Regions from separate parts of the Homo sapiens genome. Here region 2 is linked to region 1. Evidence: chromatin contacts called from ENCODE Hi-C data. All regions are on one chromosome and are shown on one strand. Each heading gives the region's core, a stretch centred on a gene start or an enhancer-like site at or near the end of the contact. The rest is flanking DNA. Distances are from core to core; before and after follow the strand shown. Region 1 holds the start of FOXCUT (FOXC1 upstream transcript). Region 2 holds the start of TUBB2B (tubulin beta 2B class IIb).

Region 1 (7,522 bases), core at 1,525-4,024:
ATATTTAAAAATTACTGTTTCATAATGGACATTGACATCGAAGGAAAGAGGACCTGCCTCTTCTAGAATTAGCCTTTGGAGGAGGGAGGGTTGCCCCGAGGTTGCTCTGAATCCCGGGGCAGCTGCCTCCTGGCCTGCTGTGCGCCGGGGTCTCTGGAGACTCCTTTTCCAGGTGGTTTGCGGGCCAAGTCACTGGTGGGTTGGAGAAGCACCAACAGGAGGCTCAGCACTTGCTGGTTGCCAAGGACACTAGACAGGGGCGAGGGTGGTGGTGAAGCCCCAGGACCTGAACACTTAATTCCTGTTCAGCCCCCAGCCCGGCACCCTGAAGGTCTTATCAGCCCGCCTGGTCGAGGCTTTAAGGAGTGCTGTGGCTTCAGCCTGGAGGAGATTTAAGTGGTCTCCCTGAACACCTCAGCAAGTGGTGAGTTCGGTCTTGAAGCTGCCTTTTACACTGCTAGCGGTGCGCGGAGATGAACGCAGCGATTACGGATGCTTTGTTTTCCGAATGCGGGAAACGCCTTCGGCCCCGAGTTTTGCAACAGGCAATGGTGCCCCGCTGCCCCCTCCCCCACCAGCCTGTCGCCTCCTGCTCTTCCCTGCCTCCTCCCTCCATCGGCCCAGTGAAGTGTAAACAGCTTGTTATGTAAATTGCAAATCGACCTGCAGCGGTGTTCTCAGCTCTCCGTTTTGGGTATAAAAGTCGCCGTTGTGAAATTAGTGTCTGGCGTGCGAGAAAAAATGGAGGGACGTAGTTTTATCAAGATCAACTTTCCACTGGTTTAGCTCTGGATATTCGCCAGGAAAAGATATTTGCATTTGTGTTTTATAAACTTACTCGGAAGCAAGCCTCCAGTAAGCGGCTTGATTGTATTTCAAGCACTTTTCTTATTTCATTTTTGTTGTTAGTGGTGTTATTTGAACATTAAGACGCAGGCATGAAGTCTTTTGGGGAACAGGTTAAAGCTTTTATTTTCAGGTTACAGTTTTTGATGCCCCTTTCTGCTACTCCACGGGGTACTTCAATCATCCGCTTCCGCACATCTCTTGACTCATTTGGCAGAAGAGCCCCCACGGGAACCCTTCGGCTTCTTTTCTGACACCTCACGTACTTGCAGCCTGAAGGCCCCGCAGGCGACAGCGGTAATGGATGTTTGGTGGAACCCTCCCTGGGCCCACACTCCGCCCCTCCCCAGCAGGCCGGGCAACAATTCCCAGGGCCCACCGAGGGGTGCTTAGCTCGGAGGAGGGGGAGTGACGTCACAGCGATGTTCAAAACAAGGCCTCCCCTGGCCCCACCATAGAAAAGCACCAGGAAGGGGAATGTGGCGAGCACTCCAGGAAATGCTCGGATTGGGGACCAGGTGACACTGTAGGAATGTGTGTGCTGGGGGATGGGATGGTGTCCTAAATATGGGTCACCAGGAGCCAGAAGGAGCTCTCTTTTTTCTTTTTCTTTTTCAAGTAAAGCAGAGGAGGTGGAGATTGGGATGGGGGCAGTCCGGAAAAATCACTCCCTAGGGGTGTGAGCTTAGCTCGTGTTGTGCGGATTGTCCCCGTCACAGCCCAATCACCTCTGTGGTGTGCCTAGACGCCCTCTCCCTTACCTCCCCGCTTTCTGGCTTCTCCATCCTCTGGGCTCTGGGTTCAGCCCTGAAAGCCGAACTGTGGGCTGCAGTGGGGAGGCGAGGGCAGGTAGAAACCAGCTTCAGGGGGGGCTCCACCTGGCCCAGGAGCTGGGGGACAACAGAAAAGGCAGGCTTAGGGCATGAGGGAAGGCGCTTCTCCTGCTGCACTGGGGCAGTGATTCCTGGGGGCTCTGCACACACAGGAGGGAGGCTGCAAGTCCACAGCTGCTTTAGCATCTTTCCCTTTGCTGGGGCAGACAGAGTGGAAGATTAAGGCAATTAACCCCAGAGGGCCACTAGAAAACTGTCCACTAGGCTGCCATCACAGACCACTGGAGCAAGGTCCGCTTGGGGATGTCTTTGAGCTTTTTAGATTACTTAGATAATTGTCTTAGTTCTCCATTCGGCCTCCTTTGCTTAGACCAGAATCCCAGGGGTAGGGGAGGATATCCTTGCATCAATGCCCGGCATTCGTTTTCAAACCACCAGGCCGGCAGGCAACGTTAGTCATCGGTGCGACTTTTCAGCGGAGGAAGGAGTGGGGACCGAACATCTGGGTGGCCGCGACCTTGGGCAGATACTCCTTAGCTGGGGGATTTTCAAGTAGAGGATTTGTCAGCACAGTCCCTCCAATTCAGCCCCGTCCTTAGTAGAAAAATTTCTACAATAAACGAAAAGAGCGTTTGGTTTTCGATTGTTTTAAAGACAAAGTGATCCATATTGCCTGTCTACATGGTTGGATTAATCCGATAGTTGCCCTCCTGGGGGCAGACCTCCACGGGAAGTTTGTGTGATGGGATAATTTAATGTCATCTAAGTCCCCTGGAGGGGCGGTTCCCCTAACTACTCACCCAGGAGAAAGCCAGCCAACACCTACCTGATCGTTCCCGCCTCGGGATGGCCCACCTATCGCCCCTTGGCAGGAAAGCCCCCGCCTCGAAGGGCGTTTCGGGGGCTCAGAGCCGAGCTAAGCTGCAAGAGGGGGCCATGGGGAATGCGGGAAGTGAATCTTTAACTTTGGTGCCCGGCTTCAAAAGACTCAGGGCTTCTTGTGTTCAGGCAGAGGTAAATGGAGATTCAAACTGTCGTCTTGCATTAACAATCCGGAATAAAAATAAAATTCGTAAAGGGATAGATGATCGGAAAGAACAAATGGTGCATGTGTGCGCGAACGAGCCCCAGTTTCTCTCCATCCAGGTCCCCAGCGGACTCAGAGCGGCCGCCGCACTCCACGGCCTGGGAGGACAGAGGCCCCGCAGCCTCCCAACCTCGGCTCATGTGGGGGGCGCGCCGCGCAGGGTGGGCGAGTCCCCAGGCCCCAGAGTCTGCCGGAGCCAGGGTGCGCGGTGCGGCGGGAGCCGGCCGTCGGAGGACTGCAGGGCGAAAGCGCCTTCCTGGGGCTGGAGCAGAAGGCGTGTGCCCCTGCACGGACGCGCCTTGGCTGTGGGTGTGGGAAGAAAGGCTTTGCCCCGTGAGACAGACCCACAGACAGCCCCGGAGCCGCCGGCGGGGTGAGGTGGGCTGCAACCTTGCAGGTGGCTGGCTGTTCCCAGGTCTCCGGCCCGGCGCCGCAGCGGACCCAGGCGCCGGGGCCGCAGCCAGCCTTCCTTCCGAGTGCTCCCTTCGCGGAACCCTGCGCCCTGGGACCTTCCTTCCGACGTCCCTCACCCCGGCCGGGGAGTGGCACCAACGCGGACGCACCGCCGGGCCTCCTGCGGGTAAGGCGCGGTCGGCCCCCAGCTCTGAGCCTTCTGGGCAGGAGCCCCGGGGGCCTGGGCCGGGGCCGGTGTTTGCACCTCTCAGGACAGGGACAAGGCCGACACCCGGCTCGGTGCAGCCGGCCTCCCCCGAGGACCTGAGGGCCGACGCCTCCGGGAACCGCTGGTCCTCGCGAGTGGGTCGGCGCCTGGCAGCGCGCGCCGGTGACCTGGTGGTCCGTCTGCTCCCAGGCCGCCCCTCACAGGCTTCCCGCCGCTTCCCCGCGAGCGTCAGCAGAAAAAGGGACGATGTGGAAGCCCGGAGGCCCCTTGGCCGACCCAGGCTGGGGCTCTCAGGCTGGGGGCACCTCACCCCGGCAGGTCCCGCGCCTCGGGAACCCGGGGCCAGGCAGCCGTCCTGGGCGCCCGCACCGCGCACTGCGCGTGCTACGAGCGCCCCCTGCCGTCGGAGGCGTTGTCTCCGCGGCGCCTCTGCCCGCGCCGGGCTCCAAGGGCCGGCTCCGCCTGTCCCCGCACAGCGTCCCCTGGGAACCGGGTCTCCAGAGAAGGAGGCCTGGGGAAGACCGCGCCGCCCGCGTGGGACCCCGCAGGGCCTGGCACCTGGTTTTCTAGGCTGCAACTCTCATCCCTCAGGGTCCGGGCGGGAACAGCCCCATCGGGGAGACCCTCTCAGACTTCCAGGCACAGACCACGGACGCTTTTGTTCCTGGAGTGGAGGGAGGTGACCCGAGACTGGGGCTTTCAGCCACCGCTACGCATTCCTTCCAGGCGGCCCTTTTAATTGACGTACACGTTACAGAAAAAGCAAGGCCGCTCCATCCAGTGAATTACATTGTGGGAGATGCCAAGGAATGTATTTACTGGCAGCCAGGTTTGCCAATAAAAGTTGCAAATAAAGACTGCTGGTTTCCAGGAAAATGTACTTCTGTTTTTTAAACACTCCTTAGTCTTAATTACCAAAAACTGAGCCTCCAAAGAACCGGTTTCGAGAACAGGACCAGTGAGTGGCGGTGCTGGCGAGGCCTCACACCCCCACGTGCAATCACACACCCCGATGTCGCCTATGGGAACAAGGACCATGCACACCTATGGCTTTGCCCACAGAGAGGCTCGCCCGTATTTACATACGCAGCAGACACAGACACAGGCGAAACGTTGGCACACAGAGAGGTATGCGCTCGGATTAGGGCTGTTTAGTTTGGAAGTGAAGAAATAAGAAAAGACAAACTATGGCAAACAGGCGAATTTCCACAGAAATAAATGTCTGCGAGGAAAGGAGGCACTTGCTCTGTAGTGTTTAGTTATGGTCGCCCTGGTAGTTCTTTTTAGTCCGACCGGGTTGACTATAAATGAAGGCAGCAGAGAAATGCAGAATTTACATTTACTAAAGGTCCGCTTTGGCTTGGGGTCACAAGGACCCCAGTGGGAATTAGAAAATCTCCCCACTCACTAGATGGAGCAGCACCTCCCCCCACAAAAAAAGGGGTTTGGGGCAGAGTGTGCACGCTAATGAGAGGCAAATTTATTCCATGTTTCTCCAATCTTAAACACGGACACTCATAACCACAATTATAAAGACTGGTAGGATGCACAGAACACTTAGTATGCGGTCATCCTGCTGTGTGCTTTAAACACTCCTTTCACCTAATCCTCACAAGGACGCTGACATGGATATTATGATCTACATCTTACACATGAGGAAACTGAGCTTAAAGAAAAGAGAGAGCTTTCCCAAGATTACACAGCCCTCGCAGTTGCACTCTGCACAGGCTCACTGGATCTAAGACGCCACTTATGATAAGGTACAGTGCTTATGAGCCACTAAGAGGGGAAAAAACTAAATTATTAAATATCATCAGTGGTAAATCTCATCTCCGTTTCAGTTGCTAAAATGAAAAAAAAAATGTGCATTTCAGATCGATGATACGTTTACTAATCCATGTAATCAACAAACACATAGAGGCCTGCTCCGTGTTTGGCTTTCTTCTAGCAGCTGGGTGTGTAACAGAGCACCCTTTGCAGACATCCATGAAGCTAAATACTAATTATTATGGGAAGGATGTTTACCCACAGCAACCGTTGAATCTATTATATATGTGTACACATACTGACTTGCACTGGTCTGGTTTATCTGCACACTTCCATACTCTTCTAGAGATGCTCACGCCAGTGCTATGAGGAGAAACTGGTATACGCGCATGCACAGAAAAATGGTATATATTTGGACACAGACATTCTGTATAAACGAATAAAGGACCTGCTGGTGAATGCATTGTTCTCTCCTCCTGGATGCTATCTGGTGGCTCCTCTCCTGCTTTTCCCTTCATTTAGTTTCCCCAAGGAAGATTCTCCAGAAAACACAGCAAATAAAGCAGAGAGGCTCTTTTCTGCCCCTGCCTCAATGGTGGGCCCGCTCTTACCCACAGCTCCAGACAGATGGGCAGGCAGGCAGGCAGGCCAGGAGCCTCAGAACACTGAGGAAGCAGGAGCAGTTCCTCTCGGACCCATGGCAGACGTCAGCCAGAGGAGGCTGGAGGAGGGATGGGCAGCAGGAGGTGGGTTTCAGGTTGTAGCTCACCTCCAGGACACCATGCCGGGGCTGTCCAGAAGTCACCAAAGTCAAGCCCTTGGCATCATAGAGAGGGAAACTGAGGCTCTCAGAAGAGAGCTGGCCCAAGATGGGGAGGGCTTCTACCCAGGACTTGCAGTCTAGTGCGGCCTTCCCCCAGCAGATGCCCAGGCTCCTCCGCCTTCAGTCCCACCAAGGCCTAGCGACTAACGCAGCTGTTGTCTTTGGCCAGGTAGGCCTTGAGGGTCAGGGTTGGGGTAGGAGCAGGGAAAAGGAGAGAGTGGGTGGCAGGGAAGATGAATGAAGGGCGGAGGGTGGCAGGGGCTTTTTCCTTTTCCAGGAATTCCTCCCTTGCCCAACACAAGCTTGGCTTGGGTCTGGACGATTGACCCAAAGGCCAACCCTTGGGGGAGAGAAGAGAACCCCGGACGCAGAGCCAGAGGAGGCCCAAGACCTCAGGCTCCGGAGGTGTTTGGCCACCAAGTGCGCGGGGCAGCAGGGGCCCTACTTTCCCGGGGTCCGGCCCGCCACAGGGGTGCCCAGGGTCTTCTCTGTGCGGTCTTCCCTCGAAGAGCCGGGGAAGCCCAGTCCTGCCGGAGTGGGGCACAGGGCACCGCGGCCCAGATTCCCCGCGGAGCGCCCGGCCCTGCCGGCCGCGGCGACAGTCTGGGGCGGTCCTGCTTCTCCTCAAGACCAGCCGATGGGTCGGGGCGCCTGGTCTCCCGGTGTCTCCCCGTCGTGCGCAGGAAGGTGCTTTTAAAGGCCGGCGGCCGGCGCGCGAGCTCGCACACCGCAGCCGCGCCGGCCTGTGTTTAGTCTGGCGCTGAGGTCCTTCCTGAGCAGATGGGAGGAGGAAGCCTTCTCCAGGCCGTTCCTGCCGTCGCCCACCCGGCCCATCCATCATTTTCTCACCTACTGGCCCCAGGACCGCGAAGTCCTCACTGAGAGCTGGGCACAAAGTCCGGGCCGGGTCACAGACCCCCGCCACCTCGCCCGCGCGTGAGAGCTTTTCCTTCTTCCTTCAGCACAAAGGCTGCCATTATTGCATGTCCCTGTGATGAAACACGCACCAGATTAGATAAGGCTGAATTGCACTTTTATAGGGTGCCAGTATCGTCCATGAGACACTCTCCTTTTATTCGTGAGAGTGTGCGCTTATAAGAATGGTTTGCTTGAGTAGTTATCACTCTCCTCAAAGAGACAACATCTACACACAGAGTGACTTCTTAGGGAAGGACTGCGGGATGCCCAGAGCGGGGGAAATTAGTTACTCGCCGAGAAAGAGCAAGTTACTAAAAGTTGCTGACCTCTGGGGCCTGGCCCAGTCAGCCAGGAGCACTGTTTTGCTTTTGTGTGTGGCAATTCCGCATGGTGCCCGGTGCCATCCCAAGAAACGCACCCTAGGAGTTTTCATTGTTTGCCTTTGTGAGCATTTGCTATCAAAGATGCGGTGTTAGGCGTATTTGTTTTAGTAAGGAACGCATCCAGAGGCGGGCAGACGTGTCACTGGGAGAATGTTTTGGCAGGAGCGGGGCAGGGGTTTTACATAATAGGAAAACAGATGCAGCTCCACCCTTCGAACATCAAGGCAAACACATCCACGCATT
Region 2 (7,353 bases), core at 4,172-6,671, 1.6 Mb before region 1:
TCAAAATCACAATGAGATACCACTTCACAGCAGTCATTATTATTAAAAAGTAAAAACAAAACAAAACAAAAAAAAACAGATATTGGCAAGGCTGCAGAGAAAAAGGAATGCTTATTTGCTGTTGGTGCGAATGTAAATTAGTTCGGCCACTGTGGAAAGCAGTTTGGAGATTTCTCAAAGAACTAAAAATAGAACTACCATTCAACCCAGCAGTCCCATTACTGGGTATATACCCCCCGCCCCAAAAAAATCATTCTACCAAAAAGACACATGAGCTCCTGTGTTCCTCATAGCACTATTCACAATAGCAAAGACATGGAATCAACCTAGGTGCCCATCAATGGTGGAATGGATTAAGAAAATGTGGTACACACACACCACAGAATACTACACAGCCCTTAAAAAAAAGAAAACAAAATCACGTCCTTGGCAGCAACATGGATGCAGCTGAAGGTCATTATCCTAAGCGAAATAATACAGAAACAGAAAACTAAATACTGCATGTTCTCACTTATAAGTGGGAGCTAAATATTGGGTGCACACGGACAAAAAGATGGGAACAATAGACGCTGAGGACTCCAAAAGGAGAGAAGGAAGGAGCAGAGCAAGGGCTGAAAAACTCCCTATTGGGTACTACGTTCACTATCTGGGTAACCAGGTCGATAGAAGCCCGGACGCTCAGCATCATGCAATATACCCTCGTAATAAACCCGCACATGGACTCCCTGAATCTAAAATTAAAATAGAAATTTTAAAAAAGAAGCAGGCTGGGCATGTGAAGCCCAAAGAACTCCGTTTGGAAACTGCACTGCTGTCTCTGCAGTGTGGCCACAGTGACTGCCCGCCCACCAAGCATCTAGAGCCCAGAGGCAGGGGTGTTGCTGCATGGATGTGTCCACCTGGATACGCACGTTTTCATTTCATTTAAATGGCAAACAAAGGTCTTGGGCAGATTTCGAAAAGCACTGGTGAGCTGCGGAGACATTTCCGAGCAGGAGCTGATGTGGAGGGTTTTCAGCGCCGGGTGAGGGTCCCGCAGCCACAGCGATGTTCTAGCCTCCGCCGCGGAACTCACAGAGGTTCCCCCGCCATAGCCTCCCGCGTGCGCTCCTGCGCTTCCACCAGACCTTATTTATAAGTCTGTTGATTTCGCAGGCCGCACCTTGCAAGGGGCACACGGTCCGTCTTATTATTTCATAATCACTTCTTCTCTTTTTGTTTTCCACCCGGCCTGGCTCTGTGTCTAGGACTCAGCGTGCATTCCCTGGGCTCGGCCTGCCCCGCCTGCCTAAGAATCCCACAAATCATTGACAGCGTGGGGGAGGGGAGATTGCCTGTAGCAGGGAAATGGCGCCCTAGAAAAGCCAGGATGCTACTCCCTCCGCCGATTTGTAGGACAAAGCAGGCAAAGCTCTCTCGTGGAAGCTCGGCTCTCTCAGTCCCGACCGAGGCCATTATAACTCAAATTCACAACCTCCGGGGATGCGAAAACACCCGGCCTTACTGAGGAACAAAGGGCAAGTGTTCCCGCACTGCGCTGCGTTCGTGGGCTCGGGGTTTTCGCTGCTGGTTCCAGCTTTTGGTTGCCCTGCTTGGCTGGTCCCTGCGGGGCCCACGGCTGCGGAAGGACAGGGCTCTGAGGCTGCCACCCCGCAGCCCCTGCGACTAAACAGTGCCGGGCAGCTCCGCCGGGGCCGCTGGCTTCCCAGGCGGAGGAGGGAAGGCCTGGGGGGAAGGGGGAGGGCAATGGAATAGAAACTGGGGAGCGACAAAGCTGAGAAGGCGCAGATCTTGGCGGATCCCGGGAGCTTCCTCCACTGTGTCCTTTCCGCAGTCACAGTATGGGGCTGCGACCGCTTCCTAGCCCCCATGCCCCGGGCATTTGGCTCTTTTACATAAATGCTAGGATTGGTAGCTTTCCAATATTTCTAAATGGAGAGCTATGAGAAGAGGTGATGTGTGTGTGTGTGTGTGTGTGTGTGTGTGTGCGTGTGTGTGTGTAAGGAAATAATGATGGATTTGCAGTCTCTTTCTTTCAACTCCTCTTCATTCATTGGCTAAGTGTCGGTTGCCTAGGAAACCGCGTGCATCTCGGCTGCAGAGCCAGCTATGGGGGCTGCGGGCTGGGTTTTTGGGGTTTTAAGCGGTGAATCCTGGCAAGCAGTGAAGAACCCTAATGCTAAATGTCTAGTAATTTCAATAAATGTGTCAAAAATATATGCTACATTATGAAAACAGTGCTTTAAAAATTTACTACTATATAAAGCCTCTTTTCTATCAGACTTCTTCAAACAATGACTGTGTGTGTAATAGAGAAATGCAAATTCACTTGAGGACATGCCGTTGAAAGTAATCTGAAAATTGTGAAAGCAAATATAATTTTAATAGTTTAAGGGATATCTTGCTCACCTCAGTCACGCAATAGATTACGTATAAAACAAATGTTGAATTGTATTTTATGCAGCAATATTTCTACAATTGTCTCTGGAAGGGAAAATTTTTAAATGTTAGTACATCATCAAGACTAACATTAAGAGATCATGAAATATGTTGCCCCGAAATCTTCGTGCCTGATATACGATGACCTAGATTGAGACGCATTGCATATAATGAATAGACAGAAATGCTGGGGACCCAACTGAAAACGACTTTTTTTTTCTTTGAAAGCCGGGTACCAGTCTCTTTATGCGAGCTACATGGATTAAGAATGATTTTTTTGTTTAAGGGTTATCAGATAAACTGAAAGACTTCAGGGAAAGGTGTGGCTGTTGTCAACATTTTAACACAAAATCGGCTCCTTGTGAAAATAAAAATGTGCAGCATCACAATTCCAGTGGGGGTGGGGGTGGGGGTGCGATGTAGACCGGTTAACAAGACTGGCTGCCCGGAAGGGGCAGGGGTGTGGGGACAATTCGAGCAAAATGCTTGAAAGGAAAGCAGATCTTGGGCCAAAAGTGTCCCCAAGGGCACTCTGGGCTTTCAGAAGGATGATTTCCAGCCTCATCCTATCCCAAACCAACCCCTTTAAAAGAAACCTGAGAGGAAAGGGTCTTTTCATCTATCTATATGATCTTGAACACGCGTTTTCACCCGGGCACTGAATGGAGATTTGGCTCGGAAACAGAAGCTGAGAAATGAATTGGTTAGATGAAGGAGGCAGGCGGCCAGCTCAAGTTACTCAGCATGGAGCTGAGCGGCCCCCAACCCCACCCCCCAGCGCTGAGCATCAGGGTTGCTCCTGGGAGCTCGCAGCGAGGGGGTGACCGCTCCGAGTGTGTCTACACTCGCCGCGCGGGTGCCGCCCTAGCTCTGTTCCTTCCGGCGCAGCTTGGTCCCACCAGAGCCGCCACCTCGAGGCTGACACCTGCCACAGCCCTTTTGGCCGAGATGCGGTCACTTTCCCTGAGGTCTGGTGTGCCCAAAAGACGAGATTCCAGTCCGAGCCCTGTCCTCAACTTGCTGTATGACCTTGGGAATTGCTAGCCCTCGACGTTTCGGCATCTGCAGGATCTGGATTAGAAACTCGGAGGTCAGGCCCCGAGACCTTGGTACCGGGAGAGCAGGGCATGTGGACAGACCCTCCGCTGCTCTCTGCCTCTCGGTAGACCCCACCCTCACCCGGGCACGCCGGCCGGGTCTGGAATACCGGCCGGCGAGCTCCAGTCTGGGCGCCCTGGATGTTTGGGGGCGCCTGGGCTTTTGTTCTCGCTACTTCTCTTTGTACATTGGAATCGACTTGAACCCCCCACCCTCCACCCCACAGCGGGAAAGGGAGGCGATGACAGCTTGCTGATAGTTCTGGGAGGGTCTCGCTCAACAGCTGCAGGCTGAGCTCCGCCGCGTGCGCCCGGGTCATTCGGCCTTTCTCGCCAGGGGATGAAAGAGGTCACGTCACCTCGCCAACGGCCCTTCCGAAGTGTGGGGCGGCGCGCTTCAGTCATCGAATTGCAGGGAACAGGTTGTGCAGTGAACGTTTCTGACACCCTTTCCCCTCCCGCCCTCAAACGCACGCAGGATTAGTCTCTCTCTCTCTCTCTTTCTCTCTCTCTCTCACACACACACACACACACGCGCGCGCGAAAAGTAACAAAGAGACCAGTTCCTGCCTCAGTACCTAGAGACTGCGGATCTGAAGGGAGGGTCTGTGCTCCAAGTCTGTGCACGCGCTCGTGCGAGTGCGCGTGGGTCTTGGGTCGTCTCGCGCGCGCTGGGCTGCAGTTTTTAGTCGTATTCCCCACCCTTCAACCGCAGCACGAAGCCTCGGACCTCCAGGTCGCCGCGATGGAAGATAAGAAAGTTTGTTACTCGGGCTTGGGCCACCCTTGGAACCCACCCTCTTACTTGACAATAGATGAACTGAATCCGAGGGCGGGGTGGGGGGGTGGGGCGCCTGTCGTGTGGTTTTAAATACTGGGTTACACAGCGTATCCCACGTTTCTGAGAGCCCTTTGTTCCGCCGACAGCCCCGCCCCCGGGACCCCACCCTCTTTCTGCCCTCCGGACGGTCAGTGCAGCGCCACCGGCCACTCCCACTCCATCACTAGCGAGCAACAAAAGTCAACCCCCGGGGCAGAGGGCTCCTGGGTACCAGCAGGGGCGTTATGCACTCCCGGAGAGGGTCGGGCAGGGCTGAGGGGCTCCGAGGTCGCTTCACCCCTAGATGCTGCGGCGCAGTGAGAGGAGCTACCAGCCCAAGACAGACAAAGGAGAAAGCAGGCCCACGCTGGGGCGGGGGCGGAGGCCGCGCTGGTGTTCATGGGCCGCAGGTGTCCCGGTTGCCATCAAGCACGACTTCCTTCTGGGGCCACCTGTCCTCCCCCAGGCCTCTGTGAGACGGAGCGCCGCCTGGGCAGTCGCTGGCCTCCAGGGTTGAGGAAAAAGACGGTGGTCTCACCAGGGGCAGTTGGCTGGAGGGACTCTGGCCAGTGGCCGAGTAGGAGCCGCAGTCCGAGGTGGCGGAGCAGCCTGTGCCACCTCAGCCCTCCCACCTGCCGGCACTGGAGCACCTGACGGCTTCTCCACATGCTCCAGTCCTCCATCGTTCCCATCCGGTGCCAGCTCTGCCCCCACCCCGGTCAGGACGCGCTGGTGGCCCTCGCCTCGCCGCCCTCTCACCCTCCTTTTCTTCACTGTTCCCCCATATCCCCATACCCAGACCCCCACCACAGCCCCAGACAATGCGCACGCCCCCACCATACTCCCGGTAGCCCCCACCCCTCTCCCGGTCGGCACGCCCGCTCTGATTGGCCGCGGGCCGGTGGTCCAGCCCCCCGGACGGTCCCTAGGGCTCGGAGCATTACGTCAGCCGGGCCTGGAGAGCGCCAGCGCGAAGGGGACTGGGGGGCTCGGGCTGGGGGCGCGGCCTGTGCCGGCCGCCCCACCCTCCTTGCATAAAAGCCGGAGCCCGCGGGGCCGGCGCTCTCAGCCCGTCGGTTCCCGAGCGCCTTCCCGGTGACCCCGCAGTGGGTGTGTGAGGGGAGGACGGACAGACCCAGACGCCGCCGGACCAGGAGGACGCTGACGAGGCACCATGCGTGAGATCGTGCACATCCAGGCGGGCCAGTGCGGCAACCAGATCGGCGCCAAGGTGGGCGCGCCGCAGCGGAGGGGGTCCAATGGGGGCGCGAACCTGGGCCGAGAGCCCCTCGGGGTCCCCAGGCGCGGTCCTGGGAAGGCCTGGGGATCGCCAAATGCAGACCTTCCTGGCCGCTTTGTGCCGCCGAGTGTGGCCTGGGCTAGGAGGTGACTTTCGCGGACGGAGGGGGCACCTCTCTTTCTTTCTGCTGTAACTCATTTGGAGTCCCCGTCACCCCCTCGGCCTCCCTCCGCGCTGGCTGCTTGGCAGGCACGCGTGCCTGGAGAAGACGAGGGTGTGTCCGCGAGGCTGTGCGCGGCGCTCCGCGCGAGGGGCTGGGACACCAGGAGGATTAATTGTACTCGCTTGAACCGGAGTCGAGCTGCCGGGGGAGGGGAGGAGAGCGATTGTCTTGCGGTCTCAGGACGTGCTTTGAATCTAAAACCGCGGTCCTTTAGCTCCTTTGCGTTCCTCTTTCCCCGCCCACCCGCTCCTGGCGGGCTGCAGTCCCTGTGCCCTCGCCTCCTGCCGCAGCCTGGGGCTGCGACCAGTGCGCCAAGCTCCGCCACTGCCCGGCTTTGGCTGGTCCTTACCCCCTCGACCCCTACCTCCCCCCGCGAGCGGCAGCTGTTTGCCTGGGAAACGCCCAGTTTCAACTTTCTGAACCTGCAAAATACAAGCCCCGCGGCTGTGCCCGGGTCACGACGCCCTTTAAAGCTTCAAGCTCCTGAAATGTTGGGTTGTCGGAACTGAGTCGGGGACATTTCATTGTGAGCCTTGGCGTTTCTGGGGGCATCGTTCATGGCTAAATGCAGCCTTTCTGTCTCAGTTTTGGGAGGTCATCAGTGATGAGCATGGGATTGACCCCACTGGCAGTTACCATGGAGACAGTGATTTGCAGCTGGAGAGAATCAATGTTTACTACAATGAAGCCACTGGTAATCACCCTTGCCCCACCCCCACTCCCTTCAGTTTTTCCACCTTCTCCCCTTTCCCTTGCGTGGGACCCCAGGGGTGTGGCCCTGGGAGAGGGTGGACTATTCAGTTTAGGATCCCCGCTCTTTCCCTGCAGTATTTCATTGGGCTTCCTTATGCCAACAGAGCCCTTTGAGAACCTGATGGTGGGTCTCCCTTTGTTTGGGGCAACATCTGCATGATGGCAGCAGGCGCCAAGCCCTTCTCTGCAGAGGTCCTTGCCTGAGGGTCTAAGTCACTGTTGTTCCTTGCAGGTAACAAATATGTTCCTCGGGCCATCCTCGTGGATCTGGAGCCAGGCACGATGGATTCGGTTAGGTCTGGACCATTCGGCCAGATCTTCAGACCAGACAATTTCGTGTTTGGTGAGTGCCTGGTGTGGCTGAGAGCATGAGGGATTCATTTTACGCTGGGCAGTGGAGGCTGAAGAGGTGTGATTGCCAGAGGGAAAGCATGAAGAACATCCGCGGTGTGCCAACTTAGCTTTAATATAGTGTAAAATTGTTTGCCTTTCAGCTGCTAAGAGCTTGGTGTCCTGGCCTTCCTTATTTATAATTATATTCATGAACAAATATTTTAACGTTTGGCCATTTTGGTGATAATCTGAAATAGTCTTATCTGAGCATTGACTCACTGATCTATATTGAGGGGTTTGAGGTAAGGTATTTAGTACAATCACCGGTGACTTAAGATTTCTCTTTCCCTCTGGCAGGCCAGAGTGGAGCCGGGAATAACTGGGCCAAGGGCCACTACACAGAGGGAGCCGAGCTGGTCGACTCGGTCCTGGATGTGGTGAGGAAGGA

What was found. A loop is a pair of places that touch in the nucleus more often than their neighbours do. Pooled maps may share reads with other maps.
Region 2: a loop to region 1 is called in a map with no recorded cell type, with 8 times the contacts of the local background. The contact joins the promoter of TUBB2B here to the promoter of FOXCUT in region 1. A Hi-C loop is called at or near these places in 1 of 168 maps with a recorded cell type or tissue (naive thymus-derived CD4-positive, alpha-beta T cell), 1 of 37 single-sample maps with no recorded cell type and 9 of 50 pooled maps.

Annotation. Positions count from the first base shown.
Region 1 is chr6:1,600,783-1,608,304 of GRCh38, reverse strand. It overlaps FOXCUT (FOXC1 upstream transcript), which reads right to left and starts at 2,774. Exons shown (of 2, transcript NR_125804.1): 1 at 2,506-2,774; 2 at 947-2,289. RefSeq lists enhancers at 346-855, 1,213-1,713, 1,714-2,214 and silencers at 3,516-3,585, 3,636-4,055.
Region 2 is chr6:3,225,721-3,233,073 of GRCh38, reverse strand. TUBB2B (tubulin beta 2B class IIb) reads left to right here and starts at 5,421. Exons shown (of 4, transcript NM_178012.5): 1 at 5,421-5,587; 2 at 6,405-6,513; 3 at 6,805-6,915; 4 at 7,263-7,353. The coding sequence starts at 5,531. It overlaps LOC100422781 (a long non-coding RNA gene), which reads right to left and starts at 1,671. Exons shown (of 2, transcript NR_147505.1): 1 at 912-1,671. RefSeq lists enhancers at 492-1,274, 3,267-3,823, 5,119-5,777, 5,778-6,438 and a silencer at 5,225-5,514.